Linked DNA regions of Homo sapiens: region 2 is linked to region 1. Evidence: read pairs that join two places in POLR2A ChIA-PET (ENCODE). Cell type or tissue: PC-9. All regions are shown on one strand. Region 1 holds the start of REPS2 (RALBP1 associated Eps domain containing 2). Region 2 overlaps REPS2 (RALBP1 associated Eps domain containing 2).

Region 1 (8,000 bases):
TATATGGGTACTCTGCTAAATTTTGCTGTGAACCTAAAACTGCTCTGAAAAAAAAAAATAGTCTATTAAAAAATATGTTAAGGCCAGGCATGGTGGCTCACGCCTGTAATCCCAGCACTTTGGGAGGCTGAGGCGGGTGGATCACCTGAAGTCAGGAGTTCGAGACCAGCCTGGCCAACATGGCAAAACGCCGTCTCTACTAAAAATGCAAAAATTAGCCGGGAGAGGTGGCGTGCGCCTGTAGTCCCAGCTACTCAGGAGGCTGAGGCGGAAGAATCGCTTGAACCCGGGAGGCAGAGGTTGCAGTGAGCCAAGATCACGCCACCGCACTCCAGCCTGGGCAACAGAACGAGACTCCATCTCAAAAAATAAATAAATAAAAAATAAGTATTTTTATAGACCATTTACTTGTGGTAAGAATGCAAGATTCTCACTCTTCCTGGAACATTATTATGGTAATCTTAATTGTATGCTTATTAAGAGGAAAACCTGGTTGTTACCATAGAAAATATCAGGACTGGTTAGTGCCTCCAAGATTTGAGCAGTTATACCTGTTGGGGCACTTAAATCTCAACTTACAGGTTCCTGTTTAACAGAGAAAGGGTAAAAACATCTACGTTTGTTTTAAAGAATGGCTAATACACTGATGGGGTAATGCAAATTAAAGTGGATGGAGCATACACACACCACCACCACCACCACCACCACCACCACCACCAAAGTGATGGGTGAAAATTAGGTGTCTGCTGGTTGCTGACTTTGTTTGACTCTCTTAGGATCACATGTCCAGGATGCCTTCAATGTTCATTTTCACCTGTACCAAGAATATTGAGTTATGGTAATTTTGTTGGATTAAAGGTGGATGATGTGTTTTGCTTTGCTAGGCTGAATAAGGGAGCTTCGAGCTCTGAGAGATTTACTCCAAGCAATCTCGCAGGGATGTCCCCTTTTGCCAGTATCTGAAGCAGTCTTTTGCAAGCAGATTTCAACTGGACATCAAAAATATAATCTCATTCACGCACAGCCACTGTGCCTTGGGTCCTTTTAAAACTATATGTACCTCAAGAAAGCATGGGTTCTAACATCAGGAAATCCTTCTTCCCAATTCCTAAAGAGGCATCAACCAACATATTCAGATTTACTATGCCCACCTCCTCTTATCCGATGCATTACTGACAACAAAATAAGCCTTAATAGGTACCCAGCTGTCACTTACTTGCTGCATAGCCTCAGTCAATTATTCCTCTTTCAGCTGGGAAGCAGCTACAGCACTGAATAAATGTATTATGCTCGGGACTATTCTGAGGGCCTCATGTAATAGCCACGGTTTGTGTTTTAAGACACTGACTTTCTCTTTACCTGATCCAGCTCAACTACTCATCAGCAATGGCAGAACTGTCTACATATCAAGGACTTCTTTAGGGATAAACAGCCATGCTAAGTTCTGTGAATACTAGTTACAGTTTCAGAAATCCCAAATTCAAAAGGGTGAAAGATTACAAAGTGTCTAAAGTTATGCTCACAAACATATAGCAGTAAAAACACTCCAGCAGTATAAAACGCAGTCTTAAGCAATTTTTTTAAAAATACGTATGAACACAATGACATTGCAAGTGAACCATAAAACCCTCAGTTCTCCTTTGAAACTAGATTTTAAAATACCACTCGCCACTCTAAATATTCCATTGGTGTTAATAACATTCATACTATTGCTTTTAGGAAAAGCTTCATTTCACGTTTTGAACCTGATATTAACAGTCTTATCACCATGAAGTGCTGGTGACATGAAATGACAGACAAAGGCTTATCAAGTAGTCTTTCTCCAAGCTCCAAGGAAAGCACAAAACAAAAACAGCGTCTGGTATGTATCATCCCCTAGTACTTTTCCAAGTATAGAACAGCCAAAAGGTGGTAGCTATGACATCCCTTACCTTTCAATTCTATTTCAAGTCCAAGTAATGATAGATGGGAAACTACAGCTGTTTCCCATGGTGGACTTCTGAAGTCCACCTCTAATCTCAAATGGGAAATTTGGTTTTGACTTGACAAACGTCCTCTTGCAGTCCCGTGTCCCTGTTCTGCAACTTGTCATTAAGGTTTTCGATTTAATATTAATATTTAGAAATATGTTATGGGCAATTACATATAGTAGATACTTATATATTACAACTACATAGAGAGGACAACATTCAGCCCTGGGCCTCGAACCCTACGGACACACACACCCTTCAAGTTGAAATCCCAGCAAGGCACCCTGAGAACCCACTCAGGAGAGGGAGGGGCAGGAGCAGCGAGCAGAGGTTAAACCAGGCAGCAGCCAAAACAAACACCACTTCCAGAACAGGACAAACTTTGGGTCTGGGCGGCTGCAGAACCCCAGAAATGGCCGGGGGAGGGGAGAGAGTGTCAGACTGTCTCAGGGAAGGAAGATGGGGAGAGCGCACCCAGCACTGGGCGAGGAGCTGAGCTGCGAAGGAGGCTGGTGTCCCCCGGGGACAAGGGCGTCGCCGCCATCCCCGGCTGCAGAGTCCTCTCTCTCAGAACTGGCCGAGGCCTCCGGGTCCCTGGGGGCAGCCCTGTCGCCCCACTCGCAACCTCCGCCCCCGCACACACTGCCCCACAGACCCGCAGGGACAGGAGGCGGAGGGACCCACCTGGTGCAGCGTCTCGGCGGGCAGCTGCGATGCCCGAAACAGGTCAGCCACGGGGCCGGCGGCCGCAGTGGCCGTGCCGGGGGCGACTCTGGCGGCCTCGGGGGGCCCAGACCCGGGGCCCCCGCCCGCGGCGCCGGCACAGCGCGCGAAGAGCTCGGAGTAGCACTGCTGCTCGCCCTCGCTCAGCAGCAGCGGCGGCGGCCCGGAGCCACAGCCCCCGCCCGCCGCTGCCGCTGCCGCTGCCGCCGCCGCCGCCGCCGCTGCCGCCTCCATGGGGCCAGCAAGGGGGCGCGGCGGAGCCCTGTCCCTAGCTGGGGTGCTGCTGCGTCCGCCACAGCCACCGCCTCCTCGGCCTCAGCTGCCGCCGCCGCCGCCGCCGCCACCACCGCCGCCGCCACCACCACCCCCACGCCCCGCAGCTGCCGCGCGGCCGCTTCCTCCCGGCGCGCGCCGGCCCCACCCCCGGGCTTGAATGTTGTGCCTCAGCTGCGCGGCACATGGAGACAGGCGCGGCGCGGCCCAATCACAGCCTGAGATGTCACCCCGGCCCCGCCCCCGCCTCCCGCTTGCCCCGCCCAGCGCCAGGTAACTAACCCAGCGCGCCGCACGCCCTCCGCCCGTCACAGGCTCCGGTGCCCAGGAAGGCGGGCCCCGTGCCTTTCCAAGCCTACCCTGCAAGGGAGCGGAGCCTTTGGCCATCCGCCCTGGTTGGGAAGGGGGCATCTAGACCCAACTGGAGAGAAGCTCTTTTCGGGGAGCGGGGAAGGTTGTGTTGTTTTCTTGCTAGAAGGCTGGGGCAGGTGTGGTGCCCACACCACGCCATGCCCTTTCCAGAAAGGGACAAGGCATGGGAAATTAGGTTTCCTTTCTTCCATAGCAGTACTGCTTATGTCCTAAAGAGCCGGAAGACGCAGACGTCTGTACAAACAGGGTCCCACTGACCCCAGAGTGTTCAGGGTGGTATTGGAGTTAGGCCCCCTCGTCAGACATGGCTCAAACCAGGAGTTGAGACTTTATAAGGAATAACATCGGTTACTCGTAAATACTAGAGTAGTAAGAGTACAAAAAGACCCATTTTGCAGATCATTTCGTCCAAACCCTGCTTTTACAGATGAGGAAACTGCCATGTTCACCTTCATTCCTCCAAAACCAGTTGAATATCTCGTATGTAGCAGATTTATATGCTAGGGCCTGAAAATACAAACCTCAGTAACAGAGGATCCTCACTCTCCAAAGGAAGCACTTATTTTAGTAGTAAAACAGGCATTTTTTTTAGTACAAAACTTGTTCAAGCTCACACCAAAAATCAATGCGAAACCCCACATTTTTCCACCCCGGTCCATGTCCTCCTCTCTCTCTCCATTCCTCCCTATCCTAAAGCATACACACTATATTTTTCAAATGTGCTTGCTTCCCCCTGGCTAGTACTCTAACCACTTTTTTTTTTTTTTTTTTTTTTTGAGAAGGAGTTTCGCTCTTGTTGCCCAGGCTGTAGTTCAATGGCACAGTCTTGGCTCACTGCAACCTCCACCTCCCGGGTTCGAGCGATTATCCTGCCTCAGCCTCCCGAGTAGCTGGAATTACAGGCGCCTGCCACCACTCCTGGCTAATTTTTGTATTTTTAGTAGAGACGGGGTTTCACCATGTTTGTCAGGCTGGTCTCGAACTCCTGACCTCAGGTGATCCACCCCACCCCCACCCCCCCACCTCGGCCTCCCAAAGTGCTGGGATTACAGGCTTGAGCCACCACGCCTGGCCCTCTAGCCGCTTTTAAAAGAAAGTCCAGGCCGGGCGCGGTGGGTCATGCCTGTAATCCCAGCACTTTGGGAGGCCAAGGCAGGCAGATCACTTGAGTCCTGGAGTTCGAGACCAGCCTGGCCAACGTGGTGAAATCCCATCTCTACTAAAAATACAAAAACTAGCTGGGCCATGGTGGTGAGTGCCTGCAGTCCCAGCTACTTGGGAGGCTGAGGCAGGAGAATCACTTGAACCCAAGAGACAGAGGTTGCAGTGAGCCAAGATCACACCACTGCACTCCAGCCTGGGCAACAGAGCAAGACTCTGTCTCAAAGAGAGAGAGAGAAAGAGAGACCAGAAAAGAAGCCACTGGAAAAAAAGTCTGTCCCACCATTGCACTGGAAGTTCCAGCATCAGGCCCACATATCTGCATCTCTTTTCCAAAAATTCTCTTTTTAAATGTCATTTTTCCTGGGAAGACCTGCAGAAATATATGCATGAAGCCTCACTGGGAAACAATAACCCAAAAGAAAACATCAGTCTAGGGTTAAGCACTAATAAAAAATATATTTTACTACAAAGAAAACTACAAAACATTGATTTAAAAAATTGAAGAGGACACAAAAACATGGAAAGGCATCCCATGCTCATGGATTGGAAGAATTAATATTATTAAAATGACCATACTACCCAAAGAAATCTACAGATTCACTGTGATCCCTATCAAAATACCAATGACATTGTTCACAAAAATAGAAAAAACAATCCTAAAAATTGTATAAAACCACAAAAGACCCTGAATAGCCAAAGCAATCCTGAGCAAAAAGAACAAAGCTGGAGGCATCACACTACCTGACTTCAAAATATACTACAAAGCTATAGTAACCAAAACAGCATGGTACTGACATGAAAAGAGACACATAAACCAATAGAACAGACTGGAGAACCCAGAAATAAACCCACACATTTACAGCCAACTGACTTCCAACAAACCACCAAGGAAATACATTGGGAAAGGACAGTCTTTCCAATAAATGGTGCTGGGAAAACCAGATATCCATATGCAGAAGAATAAAACTAGACCTTTATGTCTCTCTCACCTATACAAAAATCAACTGAAGATGTATTAAAGACTTAATCATAAGACCTAAAACTGTAAAACTACTGGAAGAAAACATTGGGGAAATGCTTCAGGACATTGGTCTGGACAAGGATTTTATGGCTAAGACCTTGAAAGCACAGGCCAAAAAAACAAAAATAAGCAAATGGAAATATATTAAACTAAAAGGCTTCTGCACACCAAAGGAAACATTAACAGTATGAAGAGATAACCTGAAGAATGGGAGAAAATATTTGCAAACTATTCATCCAACAAGAGACTGATATCCAGCATATAGAAGGAACTCAACTCAACAGCAAAAAAATAATAATAATCCCATTAAAAAGTGGGCAAAGGATCTGCATAAACATTTCTCAAAAGAATACATACAGATGGCCAACAGGTATATGAAAACATGCTCAACATCATTTATCATCAGGAAAATGCAAATCAAAACTACAGTGAGATATCATCTCACTCCATATATAAGAGAAAAGGAAAGTCTTTTACACTGTTGAGAATACGATTAGTACTGCCCTTATAGAAAACAGTATGGACGTTTCTCAAAAAACTAAAAACAAAACTACTATGTGATCCAGCAATCCCACTACTGGGCATTTATTCAAAGGAAAGTAAATCAGTAATCAAAGAGATACCTGCACCTCCATGTTTATTGCAGCACTATTCACAATAGCCAAGATATGGATCAACCTAAGTGTCCCTCAATAGTGCATGGATAAAGAAAATGTGTTATATATACACAATGGAATACTATTCAGCCATAAAAAAGAATGAAATCCTGTCATTTGCAGCAACGTGGATGGACCTGAAGGTCATTGTGTTAAGTGAAATAAGCCAGACACAGAAAGACAAATATCACATGTTCTCACTCATATGGGAGAGCTGAAAAAGTTGATCTCATGGAGGTAGAGCAATAGTTATCAGAACCTGGGAAAGGTGGGCTGGGGGACGAAGGGAGGTTAGCTAATGGATACAAAAATACAGTTAGAAGGAGTAAAATCTAGTGTTTGATAGCAAAGTAAGGTGAGTATAATTAACAGTTTATTGTGTATTTCTTTTTTCTTGAGACATGGTCTCAATCTGTCACCCAGGCTGGAGTGCAGTGGTGCAATCACGGCTCACTGCAGCCTCGACCTCCTGGGCTCCAGCAATTCTCCTACCTCAGCCTCCTGAGTAGCTAGGACTATAGGCGTGCACCACCATGCCCAGCTAATTTGTGTATTTTTTATAGAGACAAGGTCTCGCTATGTTGCCCAGGCTAGCCCACTCCTAGGGCTCAAGTGATCCACCTGCCTCAGCGTCCTAAAGTGCTAGGATTACAGGCATGAGCCACCATGCCCAGCCTATTGTACATTTCAAAATACCTAGAAGATTTGAAATGTTCCGAGCACAAAGAAATAATAAATGTTTGAGATTATGGATATGCCAGTTATTCTGGTTTGATCATTACACATTGTATACATGTACCAAAATATCACATATACCCCGTAAATATGTACAATTATTATGTATCAATAAAAAAATTAATACATTTTATAATTTGCTTTAATAAAGGGATATATAAAACTTACACCCCAAATAGTTTTATTTTTATTAAAAACAGAGACAAAAAACATCTCAAGAAATACCACTGACGATAACAAATATACTTTGGTATTATGGTCAACTAAAGGACCAAGGTCAGGAAGAGAGGAGAAGGGGAAAAAATCATGAAATTGTAAATACAAAAAGAAGGAAAGGAAAGGGGGAGAGAGTGAAGAGAGATACATAAGAAGAAGAAAAATAAAAAATGATGTCAACCTCAGTGATAACCAGAGTAATATTTTCCTTTTGGAATCTGGAAAAATGGAACAGAGAAGAGGATCTTCTCCAGAAGGAAGAAGTTCTCACCTCTTCACTAAGCTTTCTTTACACCACGTCTTGCATCCAACCTGCCAGGAGGGAACTAAAACAACAGAAAGCTTCGGAATGGAACAAGAGTGCAGAAAGGATATGTAAATTAGGAGCAATAAAGACTAACTTCACTTGGGAATTTCCATTTCAAAATCTCACCACCTGGCCAGGCGTGGTAGCTCATGCATGCAATCCTATCACTTTGGGAGGCTGAGGCAGGAGGATCACTTGAGCCCAGGAGTTCCGGACCAGCCTGAGCAACATAATGAGACCCTGCTTCTATTTAAAATTTAAAAAGAAAAAAAGAATTTAAAAAAGGAAAGAAGGCCACGCATGGTGGCTCATGCCTGTAATCCCAGAACTTTGGGAGGCCAAGATGGGAAGATCACTTGAGGCCAAGAGTTTAAGACCAGCCTGGCCAACATGGCAAAACCCTGTCTCTACTAAAAATACAAAAATTAGCTGGGCGTGATGGCTCATACCTGTAATCCCAGCTACTCGGGAGGCTGAGGCACAAGAATCTCTTGGACCTGGGAGGCGGAAGTTGCAGTGAGCTGAGTTCGTGCCACTGCACTCCCGCCTGGATAACAGAGCGA
Region 2 (8,000 bases), 130 kb before region 1:
TTAGACTTTCTTGCACATTTTTGCTATCTCTCAAACACAGCAGCTGTGTGGGACTGTGAGGCAATGGCTCCAAGAACTGGGTCAGCTATTACAAATGGTGATCTCCCTGTTACACACAGCGATCATAGTGTATCCGCTTCTCCTTATGAAAACACATGCCTCGGGTCTGATGCCAGTACCTAGAGAGCCCTGGAATCATCTAGGCTACTATAAATCACACATTCACACTCTCTTTACAGACACCAAAGTTGAAGCCAACTGTTCTATATTTCCAAAGTTGGCCTTATTCATTTTTATAGATTTACATTCTAAATCAGCCCTTTGTTCTTTTTCCCCATATCATGTTACCTATTTTCATAAATGTAAAGGCATTAATGCCACCTACTTCTAAGCTATTCCTTTAAATGCTGCTTGAATCCTACACCAAGAGTCTGTGGACTCTCCTTCCATTGGTTCTACAATTTTTTATTCTATTTCCTGCTTATTCCTTTGGATAAACATCATCACTCCTATGTAACAACCATCCCATCTTTCCCTTCATTTTCCTTTCATTTTTCTTTGCATCTTCTCTCCATCCTATTTCCTTTCCACACTATCACTCCACTTTAAGCCACTCTGTATCAGCACCTTAGCTTCAATCACTGCTTTTCACAATCCTGAGTCTCATTTTATTAAACAAGGGCTTCATTTTATCTTTCCCTTTCAACTCAAGTCCACATCTTGCTTCATCTCACATTATTTTCCCCTCTTTTCTTTACCTTTCCTTATTCTTCTATTGTCATAAACAGGGTGACCCAGGCAGTCTGTCTTAAGTGATAAAGTTGGCAGAAGGAGGGGATATGGGGGGCGGGGCTGGAGGGACAAGGAACAGCACAGCAGCAGGTGAGGTAGGCTTCCCCATGGCCACCCTCACATTCCCAAGTGCCTGACAGGAGGGAGGTCCAGAACGTAGGCAAAATGAAGAAGAAAGAAGTGGTCCCCGTGGTTAGGCAAAGAGAGATGTAGCAACAGAAGCTGGCCAAGCCTTCTGAGCAGGCAAATCATAAGAGAAGGAATATTTATGGCCAATAACAATACAAAAAGATTCTCAGCCTCACTAGGAATCAGGGACATGAAACTGCCTATTACACAGGTAATGATTAAAAAGATGAACATGAAGCAGTGTTGGCAAGATTGTGAGGAAACACTTTCAGACAGTGTTGATGATGGAGCAAGTTGACAGGTGTTCCACCTCACCCTTTGGCAACATATAGCTACACTTTAAACATCTACAGCCTTTGACCCTGCAACTCCAACCAGCAGGATTTAACCTAAGAAAATAATTAGATGATGAAACAAAGATACGGACATGAAATTATTAATAACCTCTGCCTCGTTTATATTATAAGAACAAGGTGGTGGTGTGGGGGAGCTTGGCAAGGGGAGAGTGAGGGGAGGCTCATACCTGTGAAGGAGTGATGGGGGAGAAGGACAAAAAGAGAAACAGAGGGGTATGAAGAGGACACGGGGGTCGGGGTGGAGAGAGAGAGAGGTTTGTTTGCAAGGGTGAGAAAGGAACGGGGGCTGGGGTCGTGGGGTGGTGGGTGAGCTTAAGAGGAAAGTATGGGGAAGAGAAAAGGCAGAGAGAAGAAGGGAGAGATCTCTCCATCAAAGCACAGTCAACCATGGTATATCCATATCATGCACACCTTAAAGGGAACGGTGCAATCCTCTATATGAAATAGAAAGATGGTTAATTGGAAAGATCAGGATACAGAACAGCAAGCATAGTGTGATCCCATTTATCTAAAGTGATACATAAAGATAAGTGCAGCAAAGGGATGCCTAAATGTACACCATGATTCTCAGTGAGTAGACTCTTCTGGTAGGTTTAAGCTCTATTTCATGCATTTCTAGTTTGTCAGCATTTCGATAATTTCTAGCAATATGCAATACACTAAAATTTTATATAATTTAGACAGACCCTTATACTTTTCTGTGAGAATTAACCAACATGAAAATAAATAAAGTAGATGCAATTATACCACCTGCTTTTCATACTGCAGAAATGTTCTATTCTTCATGTGATAAATTTAAACTGCTCATTAAAATTTCATCTGTATAAATTTGTACTGAAAAGACAATGGAATTAGGCTATGAACAGAGACATCACCCACCTAGCTATTATTTGTCTAAATCTTAGATTTATCAGGCCCTACCACAAGGGAGATCGTCAGGGCATTATCAAACCAAAATACTTTTCATCTTGAAGTCACATTGACACAGAGATATCAAAGAAAGCTGTCTTAATTCAGGTTTTCTCTAAAGAAGCCCCTGACATATGAACTTGAGAACAGGTATATTATTCGAGTGAGGGGAAAGTGAGACAGGGCAGGAGGGAAGCAAAACAAGAAAAAGTACATCAATGAATGGTGTACTACGGCAGGCAACTGGGGTTCAGTCCTTTTGCGAGCCTTCTGAGAAACTGGGTAGGAGGAATCACAGAATTGTCTGCTAGGGGTCAAGGAAGTCGGGGTGTTATCCTCCTCGGTGGAGGCTTGCCATTTCAGGCATTAAATTCTTGATACTTGCAGGCCACGGGAATATGGGCCTTACATGCTTACTAAGGCCTGTGGGCCAAATACAGTACTACAGGTTGAGTATCCCTAATCCCAAAAATCCAAAATCCAAAATGCTATAAAACCCTAAACTTTTTAGTGCCAACATGACACTCAAAGGAAATGGTCATTGAAGCATTTCAGATTTTTTTATTATATGCTCAATTGGTAAGCATATAATGCAAATATTCCAAAATCCAAAAATATCCAAAGCCTGAAACACTTGTGACCCCAAGTATTTTGGATAAGGAATATTCAACCCATATTTGGATTATGTTTATTATCTCACCAAAACCTTACAACTCCATGGAGTATTGGCTCTACTGTACAGATTAGGAATCTGAGATGCATAAACATTAAGCTACTTGCTGAAAATCAAACAGTGAATAAGCAGCTGAGCTGAGCTCCAAACCCAGTTTTGTCTCTTCCACTATGTGATGCAGTGTCGTAAAAACCACAGCATGTGAATTCTCCAGTACAGCTGGCATCTCCTTACTGGGTCACACAACCTGAGAGAGACCTGTGAGCATTTCCAGCCTCCCTTCTTGCAAGGTAAAGGTACTGAGATAGCTTCCCAGATTGTTTTAATTTTCTCGCATCCATAGGAAAATCTTCCAGGTCATAATCCGCCAGCCATGTGAAATTTTTATAGCATCATCACCTGTGGTTACTCCCACCCTACATACCAGTCACTATGAAATTTATGCCAGAATTCAGATCAAAGTATGAGAGGAAATTCAAGGCAAATTTTTGTCTGATGAACTCATGGCACAGAATTAAATTTGATAGAGAGTTCCAGATTTTAGTATATTAAAAAACAATCTATAACTTTACTGTGAGGAGAATACTTTATTAGAACAAATAAAACATGCTGAGCTCTGCCCAGACACAGAGGTCATGCTAATGTGTGAGCCAAGGAAAGTCTTTTCTTGCTTTAGCAGAAAAGATAATAATCTGCAAATCACTAGCATCTGAGGCTGGCCTGATTTAAAATGCACATAGATGGAGAAAAAGTTCCAGGAAATCATTGTATTTATAGCTTGCCTGCATGAGTCAGTGGAAAGGCCCTTGCTGCTCCCAAAATAACACTTGGGACAGCACCGTATCCTATCACCTTCACTAAAGCAAAGGCATGCCTCCCATCTTCTATTCCTTAGGTTCCTTAGGAGGGTATCTTCTACTTCACAGGAAGCCAAGGGAGCAGACAGGGCCCCTCTGGGCCTCCCCCACCTCCAGCCCCACTACACAACTGCGGGCTCAAGAACATCCCATCCCCAGAAGCCCAGAGCAGCCCACCTGAAGGAGCCCTTGCCCTAGGACCCTCCACCAACCACCCAACCATCAGTCAGATTCAGAGTCCCCTCAGCATTAAATCCTACAGGACACAGGATCTTCTCCATAAGTGTAAAATGCAGGAGAAGGTTCTGGCTAGGCCTTAATCTCCAAGATCTTTCATAGAAGACCACACAGGCATCTGAGGAAATGACAGACAGCGATCTATCTTGTTCACAAATTACCAATGATGCAGAGAGTAAGACCCCAGCCACACACTCAGCAGGCTGCATGGGAGTGAAGCATTTTTATCCTCTTGGTAGAGAATTTCCTAATTCTTGATCCATAACAAGTGTGGGCAAGGCTCCAGACACATGTGCTACATATGTGTCTAGAATTGCTTTCTCTCCCAAGAATACCATAGCCACGTGAAGACCTTCACGGAATGCGAAACTGCCAGGTCTGCTCTTTCTCCGGACTCACAGAGGCCACTGTGGCAGACACACATCCGCTGGCTCCAACAGGAAATGGAAGGGCTCAGGGGGCAAGGGGCACTTCACCTGGCACACTGGGCTGGAAGACTTTATTCAGATCCAAGGAGGAGGCTCTGGAATGGGTTTTCTGTGGCCGAGGTGGCGGGGTGGGAGGGTCCTCGCCCCTTTTCATGGCCTCTTCTATGGAGGTGCTAGAGTAAGATCTGTAGCAAAATAAGGGAAGGTCAGAAGCGAAATAGCAAAGCTTTACTCTCTGAAGTTGGGGTGAAATGGAAAATACCCACGAAGTCAAAGTGACTACAAAGAACCGATGAGCTACCAAAGCAGCCATAAATTCTATTACCCATTGAATGCCACTATGTACAATAATTGTCCAAATCCAACTATGAATTGGGATCTTTTCAACCTCTTTGTTCTTATTATACCTTAGATCTGAATCAACCCCCCAAAAAAAACTTTGTGTAAATTCAAATCCATTTCTATTGGAATTGTTAATAAGAATAATATGGAGCCCCTCAGCTTAGGCATTTCCATGTTCTAACAGAAGGGCTTCATGGTATTTCATGGTATAAACTGATCAGAGAACTTTTCTCCTGTTCACTTGCAAATGTGATGACAGGCTCATGTGGAATTGGGACAGATAAGCTGAGGGTAAGAATTCAATGTTCAGGGGAATATGCCACAAACGAAGCTGGGAAAGGAAAACACACATCAATCAGATTGAGGGGTCTAGCTTGTCTTTCCCTGAGAAAGCAAAAGTCTCATTTTCAACCTTCTTCCTCAATCTATAGCAAGGCATAATTAACTAGGCAACTTCTGAGATTGTAACTCTGGTAATATCATCTTTTTAAAAAGGAACTAAATAACTTGCAAAAGGTCAGATAGAAAGTTACACAGTTCGATTCAAACTCCAATCTCTGTTTCTATATCCCATTTTTAAAATGTTCTCATACTGCCTATGAGTTGGCGGGGGAATACTTTGGTGATAGCAACTAGAATATTTATTGGAGACCTACTTACTTTCCAAATAAAATTCAACTCCATACACTGCTTAGGAATAGGTTTAAGGACGGGTTCCCAATACGATGATCACGAAAAGGCCCTAAGATGTAGATGTATACATCTGTTTTATTTAGCTTCTCAACTAGCTTCATGTCAAAGCAGAAAACGACCTCTGAGTCAGAGGTACATCCTAGAGAGACAAATTAACCTCTGAAAACCTTCTTCGTACTTAGCTATTAGAGTGGCATTTATGAAGTTAGAATATATCAGTTACTATTAAACCCCTTCAGTTCTTGACAGAGCTGTTTTTGACATTGTGAGTTTTTATTTTCCTGAATAAATTTCTCAAGGATTCTTTGTGGTAGTTGAGGGTTCTGTCTGTCTTACAAGGTTGTAACTTTAATAAAGCCACCATAATGGCATGTGACGTGTTCTGGGGTGGTCCCTGTAACATAACTGGCAAGACAGGCAAGGCAGCAACAGGCAGAAACTAGCAGGGAAGAATGCTCTGGCTCTTTCAACAAGAATCAAAGGGAACTGATACGGAAGGACAAGGTTCTTAAATGGGAACACTTCACTTAAAAAAGACAATTAGAGACCCTAGCTAGAAATGAAAAGAGCTTTCTATGCCACATATAGCTTTAGTGACATCTTTCACTCAAAAAAGAAATAATGTGTGTGTAAATAATGTGTATGCGTGCACACTGTTAAGCACACAATCCCACAGCGCACATTCCTCATTTTCATTTTATTTTCATATATAACCTGTATGTTTATATCTTCATATGGAAAGTTACTGAATATAAAATAAGTGAGATTGTATAACCATGACTGCTGCAACCAATTAAAACATAAATGTGCAGGGAGTTAACAAAATGATGAATGCAGTGGTGTTAAAATGGTGATTTTCCCTCTTTCCCTTATATTTCTACAAAACTTTATTATTTCAAAAAGGAGGATAAAAACAATTCAATTCTCTTCTTCCCAGTGAGAAGTAATGAAAATAAAATCCTCCAAATTAGACCAAAAGCGCAATCTCTGAAAGGATAATATGTAAAATTTAGCCAGACACATTAATAACAGAACGTGTGGCTATGAGATTTTATAATTTCACTGGCTTTCAGGGAGAGAGGAAGTCAGCAGAAGCTAAAACTTTGAGGTTCGATTTATGGTTAACATAGTACACATAACAGATTTCTGCAATTCAAAGGCAATTCCTACTATGAAAGCATATCCCACAACTAGTACAGACTAGTTTGTAAAAGATCCATTCATCCTTTTACAAAGGATGAGTAAATGTGTTGACCACAGAAAGAATGCCTACACCTTTTCTTCCTACCTAAATGAATTACTCTATTGTTTTTAAATACACATAAATATAAAAATATAGATATCTGTATCTTACATAAACAAGGAAACAAAACCCCAATTTGGAAAATGCACATATAAACTAAAGGATAACTCTTTGACTTACAAAGAGATGAGGTTCCTTAAATATCAGTATTTCAAGCATATAAAATATGATCAGACTTAAATTTACTTTTTCAGGATTGTGTCTAGTAGGCAAAGGAGGGAAAAATGTCACTAACAGCCAAAGCAAAACAGAAAACACACACATGGTATCCTCGTTATCCTATCTTACACTGCAGTTCTACCAGTGAAATACAGTACCAATACCATTTCCCTTCCTTAATGGATTAATTCTATTAGTGTCTCTGTATTTCCCCTCTGCACCTCTCTTCTGAGTCTCACATCAACCACAGCTCTGCCTTACTGGCTTTCTCTCTTGTACTAGCCTCTTAAAAAATGTGAAGCTTACAGGGGCACTAAGATAGGCTCAAACAGACCATAAACATCGCTTACCTGAAACTGCAAGCTTCACTGAAGTTATCAGAAGCATTTTCTTTCCCTACTGTAGATTTTATTACCCAGACTTTTTACTTTTTGGTGTTCACCTTGTCATGATAGCAAATTTTCGTGTCTGTTACCTTACCCATATTTTCCTCTTTCCAAAGCTACTTCCCCCTATAAGTTATCATCTTGCAACAACTGGGTTGTCTCACACAATCCACTTCACGTTGAGGGGCCGTAGGGCATTCATGGTCACCTTCTAGCACTAATGACCACAGAAACCAAGGCTCCCAGCATTACTGCATGTTCCCATCAGGCCATGCACGAGCGAAATGGCTCATATCCTAAGCTTTACATCTAAAGGAAGAGGAAATCATGGGTTGGGTTTTGGTTTGTGGTTCTTATTTCTAGGCAGGGGCACGGCACAAAGGGCATTAAAGCAGAAATTAAACGAACACTACCTGGATCTTGGTCTTGCTTTGAGACTGTTGGAATCCTTGGGAGTTGCTGAAACAAAGATATTGCTTGGGTTTCATTTCTGCAGTTAAACAAGTTTATATGCAGCACCTGGGCTAGTACAGAACACATCAACAGGTAAATGTGAGGTAAAAGTGCCCATGTGGAGAACTGGACGGCTCCCACATTTTCATGATTTCCTTGTTTTATTTCAAAATCTAAAGAAACGATTAAAAGGAAAGAAAAACCAGCATATTTTTCCTTTGGTCAAGCACTATTTGAGAGGCCATTCTCAAATCCAAGTTAATTAATGAAGACATTCCAGTAT

What was found. ChIA-PET counts read pairs that join two places held together with the same protein. Peaks named below come from ENCODE experiments on the same cell type or tissue, not always from the same donor. Only the 100,000 strongest peaks of a DNase experiment are listed, where the experiment ranks them.
Region 2: POLR2A ChIA-PET joins it to region 1 with 23 read pairs; 3 of 35 experiments call an interaction of 5 or more read pairs at or near these places.

What each region holds. Positions count from the first base shown.
Region 1 is chrX:16,941,789-16,949,788 of GRCh38, reverse strand. REPS2 (RALBP1 associated Eps domain containing 2) reads right to left here and starts at 3,131. Exons shown (of 18, transcript NM_004726.3): 1 at 2,655-3,131. The coding sequence starts at 2,927. In PC-9, no CTCF peak of the experiment used is centred here; a DNase peak (open chromatin) is centred at 3,188; H3K4me3 peaks cover 1,808 bases.
Region 2 is chrX:17,073,837-17,081,836 of GRCh38, reverse strand. It overlaps REPS2 (RALBP1 associated Eps domain containing 2), which reads right to left. Exons shown (of 18, transcript NM_004726.3): 12 at 7,678-7,723; 13 at 4,430-4,566. Among named protein-coding and RNA genes, the nearest start is that of REPS2, 130 kb to the right of the region's middle. In PC-9, no CTCF peak of the experiment used is centred here; a DNase peak (open chromatin) is centred at 3,626; H3K27ac peaks cover 768 bases.